2 separate regions of the Homo sapiens genome follow, and region 2 is linked to region 1. The links are chromatin loops, found by intact Hi-C in ENCODE. Cell type or tissue: breast epithelium. All regions are shown on one strand. Each heading gives the region's core, and the rest is flanking DNA. Links, peaks and the distances in the headings are about the cores only.

Region 1 (9,099 bases), core at 806-8,805:
GGAGGGCAACTGAAGGCTAACCTGTATGCGGCGGGTCGGGGGTGGGGGTTGCTGTCTAGCCATGAGCCCAGAGGACCCATAAATCATGCAGGTTTCCAGAGGCAAGGCGCTCTAATGGGAGTTAGGTGAGAGGCCCACCTGTGGCCAGGCGGCTGGATGCTATTAAACAGTGGCCCCAGAAGTCCTTGAAAGAGGGTGTATTTCGTTCCTTCCACTCTGGAAGCAATTTACTGTTCATGTCTGCCCTTTCTCTTATTGTGTCTCTCTGTACGTCTCTCTTTCTGCACACATGTTTGTTTCTCATTTTCTTTCACATATTTGTCTCTCTCCCCCTCTATTCTCCTTCTTTTCCCTCTCTCATTCTCTCTTTCCCCTTTCTTTTCCTTGGTTTCCCCTCTCCTCTCTTCTTTCCCCCTCCTGAATTGCAGGGAAGAAAGACTCAAAAACATAAATGAGTCACACCTAACCATCGTTACCCAGGGAAGGGGGATTTTTGAGCCCATGGCTGATGCAGGGACTGCTGCCTTGAGGAGGCATGGGAAATGGGCTGGGAGCCTCAAAGTAAAATTGAGAAGTAGCCCATTTTGTCATTGTCCTCCACTTCCACTCCTTCCCCATTTTAGCATCTGCTCACCCTTTTTGGCATCGGGCCTCCCCTCCAGGCTGCACCCAGGCTTGCCATCACACATGGTTGCTGCTGTCTTTGCTAGTGCTACAGGCTCCAGCTCCCTTCTCCAGCCCCTCTCCCATGCTCATTGACAGAGCCCAGTTCCTCAGGAATTGTCCCCCTTGACTAGAGACAGTTCCTCTAATAAAAGCATCTGTGCTAAGTACCTAGCTCTAGCCCAAAGGAATGACCTCAATGAAGGACATTGCTGAGTCCAGGGTCTGCCATCAACAGAGACATCTTGGGCAAGCTGGTTTTTTGTTTGTTTGTTTTTGTTTTTGTTTTGAGATGGAGTCTGGCCCTGTCGCCCATGCTGGAGTGCAGTGGCTTGATCTCAGCTCACTGCAACATCCACCTCCTGGGCTGAATTGATTCTTCTGCCTCAGCCTCCTGAGTAGCTGGGACTACAAGCGCATGCCACCACACCCAGCTAATTTTTGTATTTTTAGTAGAGACAGGGTTTCACCATGTTGCCCAGGCTGGTCTCGAATTCCTGACCTCAAGTGATCCACCCGCCTCAGCTTCCCAAAGTGCTGGGATTACAGGCATGAGCCACAACACCCAGCCCAGGCTGGCTTTTGTCTGTCCCTGCAGTCACACCACATAGAGTCACCCAGTCTGGTGACAACTTGCTGGCATCAGCATCAATGCACACTTCCAAGTCTCAGTGGCCTCAAGAAAATATCAGTGATATATGTAAGTTCCCTCAAACTCCCTGAGGTACCAAGAGAAGCAAGGCTAGAACTCAGATCTCCATCTTAGCTATCAACTCTGGGAAAATTAACCTTCATCTCTGGGCCTCAGCTTCCTCCTCTGTAAAGTGAAGTGTTAAGCTCTGTGATCTCTAAAGTCCACTAAGCTTCTAACTTCAGTGGGTTTATTCTACATAAAGCTGAGTTTCTCAGGTCTCTGACCTGTGGGTAGCAACTGGTCACCTATCACAGCCATTCCCACACTTCACTGCTCTTTCTCCCATAGGATCCTAGGGAACATCAACGCCCCCATGAGATCTCAGTCTCCTGTATCCCAGCATCCCTTGGAAGTGTCTCTCAGGTGCTCACAAACCAACAAGTCACCATTAGACACAATGCATCCAGTTGCAACCATTGGATTTTTCTCTTCTCCCACCTCACTCACCTATGTTGCCTGCATCTGAAGGCCCCCAGGAGTTGGCAATGCTTGCCTCCCAGCGGCCGTGGATGCCAGTCCTTCACAAGAATGCCAATGTCCACGGCAAGGGTGCTACCTACCACTGCTCCCACAGCTGCTCTAAGTGCCAGCAGGCCGCTCTGGTCCATTCAGAAGTGAGGAGATTGTCCCTCTCCCCTCAGCATCACATGGGGTCACCCAGACCTTCAAAAGGGCCTCCTTGTGCCCTCAAGAGTCACAGAGACTCTTGTGTAAACAGTTTCTCATTCTTTCCTTTAGGAGCCTCCTTTCCACTGGACTCAAATGCATGGCTGACTTCAAGGGCTCCTCCCCATCCCCTGGTTCCTCCGTGTTAAGGGTGGGAGAGCTGTCCTGCAAATCACCTCCTGATCTCCGCTAACCCCCCGTCACTGCTTCTGCAGACATGAATTCCATTTTAGGCTAAAGTTGAGACATCCCCACTGTCCCAAGCGATTCTCAGTATGCCAAACCCCAAGGCCAGGTAAAAAGAAAGAATTATCTTCTCCAATTCTTCCTCCCAATGTATTCTAGAAGCAGACCTGGGTCTCCAAAGAATGCCTGTGACAAAGAGTATTGCTGGTGATTTTTAAAATTCTGTACTGGCTGACAAAGAATAATCAAATTGATGAGGGAATAAAATAATATACAGTTAAAAAAATGCTTTCTAGTGGCCAATGTAGGGGGCCTGGAGGCAAAAATATAGGCTCAATGCTTAGTCTGGAAAATCTACCACTCTATTTTTAGAACCAAAGAAAAGAGGCTTGTATAAGGACAAGGCACAATAACAGCTATTTTTCTCCCTCTAGGAATGAGGATTAAAAAGTGGTTATTAAGAGTCTGGATCCAGGATTCTGAGTGAAGAAACCTGGAATCTAAGCATGACTCTATGATCCGTGCTCCCTGCCTGTAACCCAGAGAGCGCAAGTCAGACCACATACTCCTGTAAGGGAGACATCCATTCAATAATTGATGACTCAATTTCAACCAAGACAATGCATATGACCAGAAGCCCAGACCTAGGCTAAGGGAGCAGGGAAGGCTTCCTGGAGGAAGTGTTGCCAGAGCTGAATGTTAAAGGATGAAGAAGAATTGATGGGATATTAATAGATGGAGTGATACATTAGTGTTCCAGGCATGGGGGAAGCAACACTTGCAAAGGCAGGCTGGGCAGGAACGTGGTGTGTGTGGCAACTGAAAAAAGGCCAGTGTAAACCAAAGCCCAGAGATCAAAAGGAGTATTTTATGAGTGGAGGCTGATAAGTTAAGCAGTTCTCTGTTAAGGACTTTGTCTTTAACTTAAAGGGGGGTGGTCGCCAGCCTGCAAGACGGTGTCTCATAATTTTGGCCTCCTGGTTGTCACGAACCTTGCATGATCCCCTCCCACAGTGTACCAGGGTTGGTATGTGTGACCCATCACAGATGGGAGTAGTGACCGCACATCCCTCCCGAGATTAGTTTATGAAAGACACTGCTGCCTCCATCTGCACTCCCTCCTGGATCACGTGCCTTGCGGGAAGTCATGTCCTGAGCAGCCCTGAGGACAGGCTCCCAGGCAAGGAATGAAAGCTTCCTGACAACAACCATCTGAGTAAGCTGCTGGAGAGAAAAAGCTGTTTTCCCTCTACCCATCTTAGATTCATTGGTTGGCTGGGCTCTGCAAATTAGACTGATAAAAGTCAGATAAACAAGAGAAAAACAAGCAGAATTGCATTAACATGTGCATGACACATACACATGGGAACACCCAGTGAGTAACACAAAGGGGTGGCTAGAACTTGGGCTTATATTGCATCTTAACAAAAGAACCATACAGTTTTAGAGAAGTGATAAGACAAAGGAAAAGGACTTTGAGCTTCTAGGGGTGGCAAATTATGGAAAGGCAAATACATGTGGGGGCTAATGGAAGAGAAGGACTCATTGGTAAGGTTTTTAATGAAGATTTCTCTGGTGCCCTCTCTGGGCTTATAAGGGTCTACTGTTGTCTCTAGTGACTAACTTCTGTCCTTCCTGGTAGGGAGAAGAGAGAGGGCACCTTTACAAACTTACATCGTGTTTCTGGCAAGTAGAGGGAGGGCAGATAACTCTTCTTGTATCTATCTGCTTTTCCTCCTTTGCCTTCAGCTCAAAATAATTCTTAAGCCAAAATGGCATATTTTGGGGTGGCATTTTCTGCTATCCTTCAGAGTCATCTTGGAAATGATGAAATCCAGCCCCAGTCAAGTCTTCAGAAACCACAGCCCCAGCTGGCATCTTGACCGCAACCTGATGAGAGAACCATAAACCCAAGCTGCCCCCAGATCCCTGACCCTCAGAAACCACGTGAGATAATACATGTTAGTTGTTTTAAGATGCCATATCTTAGGGTAATTTGTTATGCAGCAATAGGTAACTAATACGTAAGAGCAGCAACAGAATTAAACTTGCTAACTGTGACTTTGAACAAGTCACTTCACCTCTCTGGGCATCAGTTTCTCTCTTCACCTATAAACAGAGAGGAATAGGCTTGGGTAATAGAATGTTAGCCCAGGAAAGATTTTAGATATAATCTAAGAAGGCCACAAGTCCCTGAGGGCAGAAGAGTGGGCATGGATGGGGACCCAGAATGACCCAAGCTGCAAGGCAGCCGGGAGTGTAATAATAACAAAAGCCTAATATTTATTGGTCACTTACCCTGTGCTAGGCACAGTGCATGCATTATCTCATGTAATTCTCCCATCTAGCCTGAGTTAGGCACTGGATTGCCCCAATTTTACAGAAAGGAATGCGAGGCACAGAAACACTAAGTCAATGACAATCCCATCCTTCCATGCTTCTGAAAGTTGCAAATAAGTTGTTTGGGTCTAGAAGTAACTGCTACTAAATGCAAAGCAGAAATCACTTGCTCTTTTGCCATCCCCTTGGTTCCTCCCCAACACCACCCTCATCAGCATCCTCTAGAAAATCATCCCGACCAGATAATTATTAAAGTGGCCCCATTCTACCTCCTGGGTACAAATTCCAAATTTTCAACCCCACTCGGCCTGGGAGTTTGGAGGTGGGGGCCATAAATGGCAGTGGGATGTGGTGTTGATGGTAAAAGCCAAGCAGCAGCCACACAAGTGCCTTCCAATCATTCATTTCCTGACAAAACACTACAAAGATGGCCATTGAAAATTTCTCCAGACTCATTGGAATTTGGGGTCTTTGTTCCCATGTCTGGAAACACATCAACCTGCCAATTCTGGTAACAGAGTCTACGATGATGCTCTTGGCTTTCATTGTTTTTGGCAAAAGCACTGCTAAGTGCTGCTTTATTTTTTAGTTTTTGTCTCACTTTTCAGAGAAGATAAATCAACTGTAAAAGTGTGTTATGAAAACCAACTTGGCAAGCAAGATCTCCTGGAGAGGAGCAGGGGTAGCTTTATTTTCCATTATCTCAGTGTAAAACAAATAGATTTATCCTTCTTAGATGTTCTTGTAAGGTCATCAGGAGCACGTGATTTAAACCATGGCCCTTGGCCGACTCCAGTACAGAGCATGATCTAATCAGGCCTGGAATTCTCAAAGAAGAAAGGAAGAGAAAAAAATTGGCCTCATTATGAGGATTTCAAAGTTATCTCAGTACAAGGAAGTTTTTCCTCTCTGCCGAAACCTCCTGAGAATCCTCCAAAGGAAGCCTAATTCTTGACATGTTTTTAAGGTTCTCTGTTCCATTCACAGAGTGAGGTTAAATCTGGGCAGACCAGGCCCTTGTCTTCATTCTTCTCCCAACAGGCTCAGACCTTTCTCAGCTTGGTGGCTTTGGTTGGAATGTTAGGATTGAGCAACAGTCACAAAGTATTTAACCTATCTGAGCCCATGTTTCCTCATCTGTATGGCTGCCATCAGAACCCATACTGAGACTTAATTATTTTTGTGAAAATTAAACTAGGTAATTGATATAAAGTGATGAGCACATCGCCAGGCACGTCCCAACGAGTCATTTAACAGAGAAGCTATGGTGTGATCAAGGGTATAAGGATCACAGCTGGACATTCTGCATTTGTATCCTGGCTCCATCACTTACCAGCTACAGGCAAATTACTTGATCTCTCTAAGCCACAGTTTTCTCATCTGCAAAAGGGGGTGGTAATGGTATGTATCTGCTACTTCACAGGATTGTTAGATGGATGATATGAGATAATGCTTAGACTATGCCCAGAACATAATAGATAGTAAGTATGTGGTAGTTATTACTACTGTGACTTCAAAAAGGATGACAACAACCACCACAGCTACTATGACCAATGTGACCTCTCAAGTATTATTTTGGGCCCTTTGATTACTAAGCAAAGCAAATCATCTCTGTGTAACTTAAAAGAAAAGAAAATACATTAGATGACTCTGAGACAACTGAAAGAATCAACAGCTAAATTGAATGGCCAAGGTTTGGAAAGAACCAGGAAGCAGAAGAGCCCCAGATATGTCAGCCACAGGAACTAATGATGGACTCTTTAGGGTGCCACTGTCAGGACCCATCAGCTCCACCAGGTTGCCATCTTTGAGCCACTGGCCAAAGGAAGGTGTACACTCTGACATCCCAACCAAGACCAGTTCCAATGGGGAGGGATAATTATATAAAGGAAAGCCTAGTTGTTACTGAAAGCAGAGGCCAAAATACTGGGGAATCAGAAACAACTGATACCAGCCATAATTATGAACGCGCCTACCACTATTCCTACTAATATTAATATTTATTATAATATAATAGTTGCAGTAGTGCTCCTAGACCAAACCAAGGGTCAGGCTGCTTATTTTCACAGCCCAATAACAAAAATGCAGATGAACTGAGAGAAGGGAGTTTATGTCTATAACTGGGTACAGGGAGAAGGCCTGGAAAATATCGCCAGACCAACTCAAAATTACAAAGTTTTCCAGAGCTTATATACCTTCTAAGCTATACGTCTACATGTAAGTGTGCATTCATCGAAAGACGTAAGTGATTAAATTCTTCTAATCTATAACTAAGATCTGAATCCTGAACACCTTCCTCTGGAGCCTTAGTAAATTTACTTAATCCAAATACGTCCAGGTGCTGGGGTAATTACCCTTATCTTGTCCCCTGCGAAATCATGGAGGTTTGGGGAGTTCCTTTAGACCCCTAATAAGCTTCTTTGTGGAGGCCTGGGGAGTTTCTTCAGACCCCCAGTAAGACATGTTTAATCCTAAACGGCTCCTGTTAAGAGTTCCTTCGTTATCTTGTCATGCTTCAAAGCCCAGGAAAAGCCTAGGCAAAACTCCTGGTGGGCTTTTGTTACATTCCAGCCTTTGTATAGGGGCACTAGGTCTTTTGGCTTTTAATATTTAACTTAACCACTCAGTGCTGAAATAGTTGTTATGGAGGCCTGCCTGTTCAGCCTTTAGGGAGACCTGGCTTACCACAGTAGTTGCTGCTAATATTACCACAGTATTCCCCCCTTATCCTTGGGGAATATGTTCCAAGACCTCCAGTGGATGCCTGAAACTGCAAGTATTGAAGCCTATATATCTATACGTGTGTATATATATATATATATACACACACACACACATATATACATAGATATATATGTACACACACACTATATATACTGTTTTTTCCTATACATTCAAATCTATGATAAAGCTTAATTTATAAATTAGGCACAGTAAGAAATTAATAACAATAATAATAAAGTAGAATAATTATAATAATATAATGTAATAAAAGTTATGTGGGTGTAGTATCTCTATCTCTCTCTCTTTCTGTCACTCTCTCAAAATATCTTATTGTACTATACCAGGTAACTGAAACTGCAGAAAGAGAAGCCATGGTGATATGGTTTGACTGTGTCCCCACCCAAATCTCATCTTGAATTGTAGCTCCCATAATTCCCACGTGTTCTGGGAGGGTCCTGGTGGGAGAAAATTGAATCATGGAGGTGGTTTCCCCCATACTGTTCTCATGGTAGCGAGTAAGTCTCATGAGATCTGATGATTTTATAAGGGGTTTCCCCTTATGCGTGGTTTTCATTCTCTCTTGCCACCTCCATGTAAGACGTGCCTTTCGCCTTCTACCATGATTGTGAGGCCTCCCCAGCCACGTGGAACCATGAGTTCATTAAACCTCTTTTTCTTTATAAATTACCCAGTCTCGGGTATGTCTTTATCCACAGCGTGAGTGTGAAAACAGATTAATACACATGGATAAGGGGGAGCTACCATATTAATTCAAGAAAGGGCAAAAACAACAATGTCAACGAATATCCAACCCTGAACTTCATGAACACTGTCATTTCTAGATAATCAGACTAGCCAACAGGCTGGCACCATTTTTTTTTTTTTTTTTTTTTTTTTGAGACAGAGTCTTACTCTGTCGCCCAGGCTGGAGTACAGTGGCACAACCTCGGCTCACTGCAACCTCCGCCTCCTGGGTTCAAGCGATTCTTCTGCCTCAACCTCCTGAGTAGCTGGGACTACAGGCATGCACCACCACGTCCAGCTAATTTTTTGTGTTTTTAGTAGAGACACGGTTTCACCATGTTGGCCAGGCTGTTCTCGAACTCCTGACCTTGTGATCTGCCAGCCTCCGCCTCCCAAAGTGCTGCAATTGCAAGAGTGAGACACCGCGCCCAGCCCAGGCTGGAACCATTTTTATTTCTCTTTTGGAAAACCCACAGTTTTCCAAAATGCTTTTATCTTTTGGGAAAAGTATAGTTTTCCTGTGATAAAATGAAGACCATCGTTTCTTGTCTGCTTCCTAAATGTCTGACGCCATGCTAAACACTTGATATATTTTATCTCACTCACTGTATTGTGAGGTTGGCTCAGGAGAAAGAATTAACCATTGTTAAATAAAATGTAACGGAAACAATAAAAGCTTATGTTGAAGTCACAATAATTTTTATAATTGCTAATAATTAATACCAAGCTATGATCATTTTTAATTTAGCAATAAAACTTCTTTATATAGTGAGTCGGTCATTCAATTCACCAGGACACACAATTAAATCCATGCAGCTACTTGCCCTGGATCACGCTACGCAGAGTCAGTTGCCTGCGTGAGGAGCAGTTCAATCAAAAATCGATGCCTGCAATTTGGAAAACCCGTCCTTGTGATATATTAGTGGTGAAACAGGAGAAACAGATGCTCATTAGGCATGTAATGTTTGCTGAATTATTAAGTGATTCAATGCAAAGGACTTCTAGATACTGTTACAACGTTTAAAAATTCTTTAGGATTATTGTACGGCCTCTTTTTAAGACAGCATCAACTCTCAGAAATT
Region 2 (9,099 bases), core at 718-8,717, 70 kb before region 1:
ATTTTCTATGTCTCTAGCAGTCACACTCAAGTGAGCTGTGCCAAACCAGGGCAAGGATGCTCTTAGTAGAAATCAATGGCACACACAGGGACCCACTATTGAAACCATGGTTTCCATCTGCATTGTTTGCAAGAAAACATTAGTGAAAACTGGGCCAGTGCAGTGGCTCACCCCTGTAATCCCAGCACTTTGGGAGGCCGAGGCGGGTGGATCACGAGGTCAGGAGATCAAGACCATCCTGGCTAACACGGTGCAAACCCGTCTCTGTTAAAAATACAAAAAATTAGCCGGGTGTGGTGGCGGGCGCCTGTAGTCCCAGCTACTTGGGAGGCTGAGGCAGGAGAATGGCGTGAACCCAGGAGGCGGAGCTTGCAGTGAGCCGAGATCGCGCCACTGCACTCTAGCCTGGGCGACAGAGAGAGGCTCTATCTCAAAAAAAAAAAAAAAAAAAAAGGAAAACATTAGTGAAAATTAATTCAAAACATACACAAACTTTAGAGAATACTGCCAGACCAGGCTGTTAGATGACCACAGAGTACCTGTGCACTCTAGTTAGAAGTGACTGTAGTAGATATTGTTGGTGCTCTGCCCTCGGGTCTATTTTCTGTGTTTCTGTGGGCCCTTTTCCCCTCCCCATCCTATGGTATTTTACTTCCAATGGCCTGTACTTGTGATTCTCTTTCAGGGAACTGCTCAGGGGCTACTGGAACCACTTTGCCCACATGCATAGAAAGCCATATGTGCCCACGGTTTATGTCCTCCAGTTCCCCAGGGCAGCCCGCACCCAATGACTGATTGCTGTGGGCATATGAAAGCCCAGATCCCTTGCCTTAAAGCTAGAACATTACTCTAAGGAGTAATGTACATTCCAGATCTCATGACAGGTTAACACTGAGGTTGGTATTTTGCCTGAAATCGCACCCCTACTTGGCCTCCTTCCCTTCCCAGGCCAGCTTCCCACACCCCTATAAGCTTCCCCAGGGAGCCTGTCCTTAACACTTCACTTGTGTACACATTCTCAACTCACGATCTGCTTTGGGAAAACCTACCTAGGAGACTCTCTGTCCTCCTTTGCTCTCCCCCAAATTCTTGTCCTTATGCACATCACATTCCATGCTGATGGCTTCCATCTGTGACACCTGTTTTCGGTCTGGTAACCAAGGCCTTATATAAGACATGTGTTAAAACATGACCATATAGTTTGTCATCCAATTCAAGACACTTTGCTCACGAAAGAGGATGCTATTAATAATTTTGCTCAGCAAAATGTATATCTACCACCCTCATTGCAGGGCTTCAAGTTATGCAATAAGTCACATTGGAGCCTGTGAATGGTGCCAGAGTATAAATCTAAAATACAGATCTTAGAATGGACAGGGATACAGACTGAGCCACAGGAAAGTTTGTTGACCTTTTTCAGTGTTTTTGAGCTCTGAATATTACTAGAGGCCATTGTATCTTTCTAAGAGGTATTTGCAGCAAGTGAGGGTTGGAAATGTCAATAGACAAACCTAGGAAGTTGAAGAGAACCTGACTCAGAAGCAGCTATGCCCCTCTGAGAATCACTCACTGGGAGTATCCACACTGTGCACCATCTTGGACAGAGCATCCTAGACATGAAGAAAGAGTTGGCCCTGCAAGCTCTTAAAATCCTTCCATACCAGCCCCATCTGACACCTTAACTCCCACTTAGGAAGCATACTCACGATTTTCACAGCGCTGCCCAGTATAGCCTGCCAAGCAGGCACACTTGTAAGATCCAGCCTTGTCAAGGACGCACGTGCCGTCATGGAAACAAGGGGATGAGGAGCATGCTGTAAGAGAAAAGGCATCCTTCAGTGCCACTATACATTGAGTCGATGTCTTCAGGCCCAGAGTCTTGACCAAAGTCTTTTAATTCCTTATTAAAGTCTTCTTGCAATGTTTTTTCTTCCCTTTACTGAATTCATGTTATGATTATTTGAAAATGCCTAAAATAGATACTCATTAAATATCAAATGTTGGTGATATTATTTGATGTTTTTGAGGGCCCCAGAAGTATGCTTAACGCTCCTATAGTCTGAAGACCACAAGGCAATGCAAACAAGAACATTAAATTGATGAAAGCAGAGCCATGCTTGTATCTCTCCCATAGGGGTTTCAGCGGACAGAGACATCCTTGGGTAGCTGAAGACCATCTTTTTTCAAATAAAAGCTCACCATCCTGGGTACTGGGGCAATGCAACTGGAAGACAATCATTATGACACTGTTGAAGGTATATTCAATAATTTCCAAACTTACATTCTGTAATCATTAGTCCCTTGAGATGTTGATGTGTTTTACTAAGGGTTCTGAGCTCAAATATGTTAGGGAAATGTTGCTGACATTCAATGCTAATTAACCAGATTTCTTTACTGCAGAACTTCTCAGTTCAATGCCCCAATATACATTGTGAGTTTCCTAATATACATTGTGAATTTCAAGCTTATTTGACCTCAAAGCCTGCATTTTACAAGGCATCCTGGGGACTATTTTTCTACAGAAAAGATTTTGAGAAACATTCATCTGTGTGTTATCCATCAATCCTACATTCATTTATCCCAATGTAGAAGTATATTCCTTGGCTCAGTTCAACAAACCTGTCTTGAGTACTTGCTCAAAACATGACAAGGGAGAAATACAAGGAAGAACAGGATGTCCTATTTACCAGATTAAAACTACTTGAAGAAAAATATAAAACGACTATGACTTGAAGCATAATATAGTTAGTGTATTACGAAGAAAGAAGAGGCAATGCTACAAGACATTCAAAAAAGGGCAAAGCCATAGCTTGTTGGAGCAAGAGAAAAGATTTAGGAGAGGAGGAAGAATGTAGTAGGGGCTATGAAGGATGGATTTTGATGTGCAGGTTGCAGACAGGTGACTTTAGCCAGAGGAAATATCTTGAAGGCAAGTGAACAAACAGGGATGTTTGAAAAATGGGAAGTGGTATTATTTGACGGCATTGATAAAACACAGGCCAGTATTGCCAAAGTTCTCCAGGGGAGGTTGAGGAGGTCATTTCAGAGGAGCAAGACATTCTCCTGACCGTCCCTCAGTCCCAGATTCACAGACTGGCCAGCCACTGCTGCCCCTACCTGGCTTGCTGACTGTCCTAAGCCCCCACAGACACATCTCATGTGGGACGTTGCTCAGCCTATACCTGCAGGGTGTCACCAAGGGAAGAGGATTCAGCCACAGGCTGATCACACCACAGCAGCAAAGCATCAGAACTCCCAGGCCCTGCACAGCTCCACAGGGGGCAGGCACAGAGACTGTAGAGAGCACCTGCTGAGAGTTCCTGTAGGCAGCCTCCTAAAAGAGGGGTAGACCGGGGAGCAGGGTCTCCTGGCCTTGCTGAACAGACAGGACTGAAGAAACACTGATTATTCAGCCACCCACCTTCTTTCCTGAGACTTTCATGTCATACCCTATGAATAAGGAAGTCTTAATGATCAGAATACCATTACGAGTTCTTTTTTAATTCAGTTTTTTTTTTTAAATCAAACTTCAAGCCTGTGTTTATTTTGTAAAACCTGATGCAATCTGATCTCAGAACGATGAGAGTGGGGTGATTGCTTAGGATTAAGCATTTTGTTCAGTTTGGTCAAATCCTACTTCCTAATATGATCACAGCAAGAGTTACAGTCAGGCTTAAAGTTACTCATCAAGTCAATGACATTTACCATTATAGTCTTTTAATACCTATTTTATAGGTGGCAAGTGGAGGGTAAATGTATGCCTAGGGTTGGGCAGCTGTTGAATTCTTACTATGTACCAGACTATGCCAAGCTCTCCATTTGTTCTGTCTCTCAGAGCCTCCTTAATGGAGAAGGATCTACTATTACTCCCTTATCACTCATTAGGAAACAGAGGCCCAGTGGGGTAGAAGAACTTACCCAAGGTCACATAGCTTGATCTGTCAGGGATTTAAAGCCAATGCTCCCAACCATGAGAGGTCACCCTGTGTGAGCTCTAGAGCCGAACAGCTTGGGTACAAATCCCTAGTTCTGCCCCTATATCTGTGTGACCTTGGACAAGTCATTCAGCCTCTCCGTGCTTTAGCCACTGCCATTTGTATAAGGGAGATCATTCCTAGTTCTGGTTCTGAGTGAGTTTTTCTGAAATATACCTTGCTATTTCTTTTTTCTCAGTGTGTAGGCTGTTTCTAAGAACACAGCCTACTAGGTTTTAATAAGGATGAGAGGAAGAAAGGAAGGGACATGGAAAGGAGATATTTATCTGGAGCAAGCCATAAAATGCCACATTTGTCTCCTTGGCCTTTACCTGTGATCTCCTCATAAATGGCATGGAAACCGTCAAAATTCTTGGAGCCATCGGAGTGGAAGAGGACGTGGAGTGAGGATCCTATGCTCTGGATAGGAGCTGGCCGCTCGTTGCCACAGACACGCTTGATGATCTGGCCATCGCGGTTGTCTCCATCACGAACCTCAACATAGTCATACTGGCACATGTAGTCAAACTCCAGGCTCAACATGACAAATCTGTGGGTGGACAGGGTGACGGAGGGAAGCAGATGGGCCCTGGACAGTCCTGAGACCGCTGGGCTCATTCAAGGCCAGATGAGGAACAGGCCTGAGGAACAGATGGTGTCACTGGCCTGATCGGATAGGAAAATGGTCCTCAGAGGTTGGCGAATTTCTCTTAGCAGAGGAGTATGTATTTGTGCACTGTTTGCATGTATGTGCACATGCAAGTGCCTGCCCAGGTGGAGCAAGGTGCCATAATCCATGCAGAGACTCTTTGCATGTGTTGGTCTCTTTTCCAGGGCACTTTTTCCTCCCAGTCTGTGTGGCTGGTTCCTTCCTATCCTCAGGCCTAAGCTTAAATATTCTCTCCTCAAAGAGGCTTCCCTGACCACTCTTTCCAAAGAAGATCCCTTATTTTTCTCATACTGTAGACATAAATTTCAACCTCTTATATTTACCTCCTTGACTTTTTGTGTGTCTATGTGTGGCCTGTCTTCTCCACTGGCCTGCAAGTAACTTGAAGGCAGAGAGGAACACCTGCCTCGTTCCACAGTTTTCACAGTGTCCAGCGCAGTGCCTGGCCTATGGAGATGCTACAGATATTGCCAAATATACGACTGAATGGATACTTTATTGTAATTTTATAGTTGGAGAATGAAAAAAAGCTCATATTGTTTTGCAAGACTAAGTAAAGGGGAAAACAACAACAACAACAAAAAAAACCTCTGCACACTCTTCCGTTTGATGGAAGAATCAGAAGGTAATTATCTTCTAGGCAACGATAATTCTCACCCAAAGAGTAGAGAAAGTAGCACCAAGTCAGAATTTCAGGGGTTAAGGAAACCTGACACATCCATGCTTATCCAAAAGGGGTCTTGGGTTTGAAAACACTGAGATACACCAGATTGGAAACACAGAAGATGACATTAAGCCCCCGATTCCAAGAGACAAGAAAAGCAGCAGCCACATCCCAGGGCAAGAGAGGCAAAAGCATTTTTCCAGGATTCCCAAGGGAATACATGAGTATCAAGTTCACAAAATGTATGTCTGTACCTTCTCCTCCACACTCTGGAGAAAAAATAGAAATAGAAAGGCCCATAACTGCTGCCTAAAATGTTGGGAGTAGGGATATTTCTGCCACCTACAGTAAAAACCCAACATGCCAGCATTAGGGAACACTGGAATATAGTGACAATCAGTATATTGATTGTAAGTGTTCTAAAAGGTACTATTAACAAAGAAATCCAATAACCGAGTTTCATCAGTGTTTACTTCACAAAGGGTTGATCACAGAGCTTTTGGGGTGTAGGTCCTGTGAATCGCATTTTGTACAGCCTGCTCTAACATCTAAGAGGACAGCTGATTTCTTATGCAGATGCCACCATGCACTCACTGTGTGTGTTAAGGAATCAGCTCCTTCTCTTGGCCTTGATATCTTTGTCTTCAGAGTAAGGGAGAAGCTACCACCTGACAGAAGCCACAGTTTTTTCCGAAGCTGAAGAGATAGTGCAACTATATTTGCGTTCATGCATTCATTTGTCCATTTGTTCACTTACTGAACACATATTTCTGGAGGCCAGCTCTGTCCCAGACACTGTACTAGGTGCTGTCAGCATAGCAGTGCCCCAGCTACCAGCTAGGCACGTGCCGGCCCTCATGGAGATTAATTCTGGGTTAGAAGATAGATAATAAGCAAGGAGACTAAACAACAAGGTAATTTTAGAGTGCTGAGTGCCGTGAATCAAATTAACCAGGTAAGAGCATAAAAAGTGACTAAGGTGTTAAGTTTCTGACACAATGTGGTCAAAGAAGCCCCCTCTGAGGATGTGCTAGCTGGGCAGAGGTTTAAATGATGCAGTAGAGCCAGCCTTGTGAAGGTCATGGGGCAGAGTGGTCCAGGCAGGGGAATCTGTAAGTGCAAAGGCCCTGGAGCAATGATGAGGTTGACATGTTCGAGAAACTGAAAGAAAGCCAGGGATGCTGCAAGGTGGTGAATGAATGGGAGAGTGATAGGATCTGAGGCCAGTGAGGGCAGCCTGCGATAGATCTTGTGTGGTAAGGAATCTAGATTTTATTCCAAGTCTATAGGAAGCCTCTGAAAGGTTTCAACAAGGGGATAATGCCGGATTCAGATTTTAAAGGCTCCCTGCAGCCACTCTGCAGAGAGGAGATGGCAGAGCTGGCAGGAGTGGAAGCCAGGAAGCCAGTTAGGAGGGCATGACAGAATCTCAGTGGGAGATGGGTGTGGCTTGAAGCAGAATGGTGACAGTGGTGACAGAGAGCTGTGGATGGACTATTTTTCAAGCAGGAAAATAGACTTTGTGGTGGTCTGGTGGTAGGTGATGGAAAAGGGGCATCAGGGACACCTGCTGGGCTTTGGGGCTGAACATTGTGCCTATGCTTCCAAGTATTTCCATCATTATTACTGTCCCTGGCCAGGTGCTCCAGACTTAACTAAAGGAAAAGAAATCCACACATTTCCATGACTCCCTAAGGCCCTTTCCTGGGCAGCTAATATGCTTCTCAATCCTCCACCGTTTTGCTATTTTAGAATATCCTTTTGCATCTTGGATTTTGGAGAAGCTCCTCAGAGGCCCAGAGGGGACCATTTGTCTTGGTCCCTGAGCTGCTGAAATATTAACATGCAGCATTTAACACCTACCTTTATCATCCCTGCAGACCCAGCCTTGAGCTCAATGGGCGGAACAGTGTGGTTCATCGCTTGTTCCTTGAGCCAGGCTTCCTCTAGGAATTAATGAGACTCATTCCCAACCCCACGTCCTCAGGGAGTGGAAACACAAGCTGTCATGCACTAGTTTTGAAGAGGAAGATTGAGAAGGGGACTTGTTTTGCTGGATTTTTCTAATTCAGGGTACCATGTTGCCCCTCCTGGAGGACAGAGAGACATTCAAGGAGCCAGGTAGCATGTGGTAACCTCTGTGTCCATTTAGCCACCCAGAATATACTTAGTGAAAGCCTGTGCCCTAGAGGATTAGGGATTTTAAATCCGTTCACTGTCACCACAGGGTTAAAATGAGAAGAGCTAAGTGGACAATGACCCTAGCCATTCTAGGGGTGAGTGAGGAAAGCGGGAGGTGTTTTTCATTAGAGAGAAGATACACTGCAATCAGAAGGCAGTTCTTTCAGCATTTATTCATGCAACAAGCATTTATCATGCAACTATAGTGTGCCATGAACTGTTCCAGCACTATGATGCAGTCATGAACGGTTCTCACAAAACAGGACCCTCGTGTAGCATTTATCAATAGTTACAATAAAACAGGATCTATACTTTGGACTGTGGCATAAACAACATTTGCGAAGGCCCTAAAGCTCCATAAAAAGAAATGACTCATCTTCCACACAGGTGAGAGAATTAGTTTATTTGTTGTGGGATGTTTGCTTTTTTCTGAAAGCCCCAATTAAAGGAGCTGTGACAAGCATCAGCCCCAATCTAAAGTATAATTCTTTGAAAATTAGGCCTGTGCCTTTTATTTCTTTACATCCCTCCCATAGGAACCAGCCCAGTCCGAGTAAGTAGGAAACACTGTTTAAGATTTGCGGATGGGTAGATTGCTCTCAGTATTTTGCTTTGTTGACGTTATCCTTGGGTCAAAATCATCTGAGCCCCACGGTTCTAAAGTGTTGATGACAAGCATTTAGTTGGCTGCAGTTTCAGCCAGGCCTTATCCCAGAGAATCAGAGTGGTAAAGAGAAAGGCTCCAATATACAAAGGCTCCAGAGGATCCCAGTGACCAAGAGCCTTCCATCCCATTTCTGTATCCTTATAACCTCAGACTCCTGACTTCTGGCCCCAGCTCCTTACCTTAGTTGGATGACAAACCCAGGTTTAGCATGAATGGTCCATTCACAGTGAGCATTTAGGGGATAGCTTTCCAACAAAATCTGACCCTTTGGGGCTCGCAGAACCTGGCCACATCCTAAGAAAAGAAGAAAAGATTGGGACATAAAAATGGAGGTCAATAGGAAAGAGACTAGAGAAGGTCTCAACGAGACTTTGAGCACATGCCACACCCCTGAGAACAGGATGAATAGGGAAAAGGAAGAAGGAAATTAATGTTTCTCAAGCAGCTGGCAATGTGCCAGGCAATTTACATAGATTAATTCATTTAATCCACCCAACAGCTTGGGAAGGGAAGTGGTGTCCTCACAATTTTCCAGCTGGGAAAACAGATAGATGATCAGAGAGTTAAATAAATAACTTGTCTAGCCGCTAAGTGACGGAGCAAAGACTCAAACCTAACTGTGTTTGAATGTAAAGTTCGAGCCACCCTATCATCCTTCCTCTCCAGGCCTGACAAATGCCAGCCTGCTGCCCCTACCTTAAAAGGCTCAGAAAGTAGACCCTCCCCACAGCTCTACTCACTTTCCTCCACCATCCAGGCAGGAAATCAAGGCATTAATTTATTCTATGAGTAGTTATGTAATAAATGCCTCTTTAATGCATGACAGTGGAAAGGAGAGATGATTTCCAACCAGTTGGACTGGATTGATGATTTTCTCATTCTTTTCTTGCTCCCAACCCCTTTTGTTCAAATAAAGTCCTATCAAGATCACCAATAAAACTCA

The links. A loop is a pair of places that touch in the nucleus more often than their neighbours do. Peaks named below come from ENCODE experiments on the same cell type or tissue, not always from the same donor. Only the 100,000 strongest peaks of a DNase experiment are listed, where the experiment ranks them.
Region 2: it touches region 1 in a loop (25-fold over the local background); 3 of 110 quality-filtered maps call a loop at or near these places.

Annotation. Positions count from the first base shown.
Region 1 is chr11:35,536,640-35,545,738 of GRCh38, forward strand. No RefSeq gene overlaps it. Among named protein-coding and RNA genes, the nearest start is that of PAMR1, 16 kb to the left of the region's middle. In breast epithelium, for the core only: no CTCF peak of the experiment used is centred there; DNase peaks (open chromatin) are centred at 3,332, 5,322 and 5,572; H3K27ac peaks cover 3,693 bases.
Region 2 is chr11:35,466,295-35,475,393 of GRCh38, forward strand. It overlaps PAMR1 (peptidase domain containing associated with muscle regeneration 1), which reads right to left. Exons shown (of 11, transcript NM_001001991.3): 4 at 8,336-8,450; 5 at 4,307-4,524; 6 at 1,707-1,814. Among named protein-coding and RNA genes, the nearest start is that of SLC1A2, 51 kb to the left of the region's middle. In breast epithelium, for the core only: no CTCF peak of the experiment used is centred there; no DNase peak of the experiment used is centred there.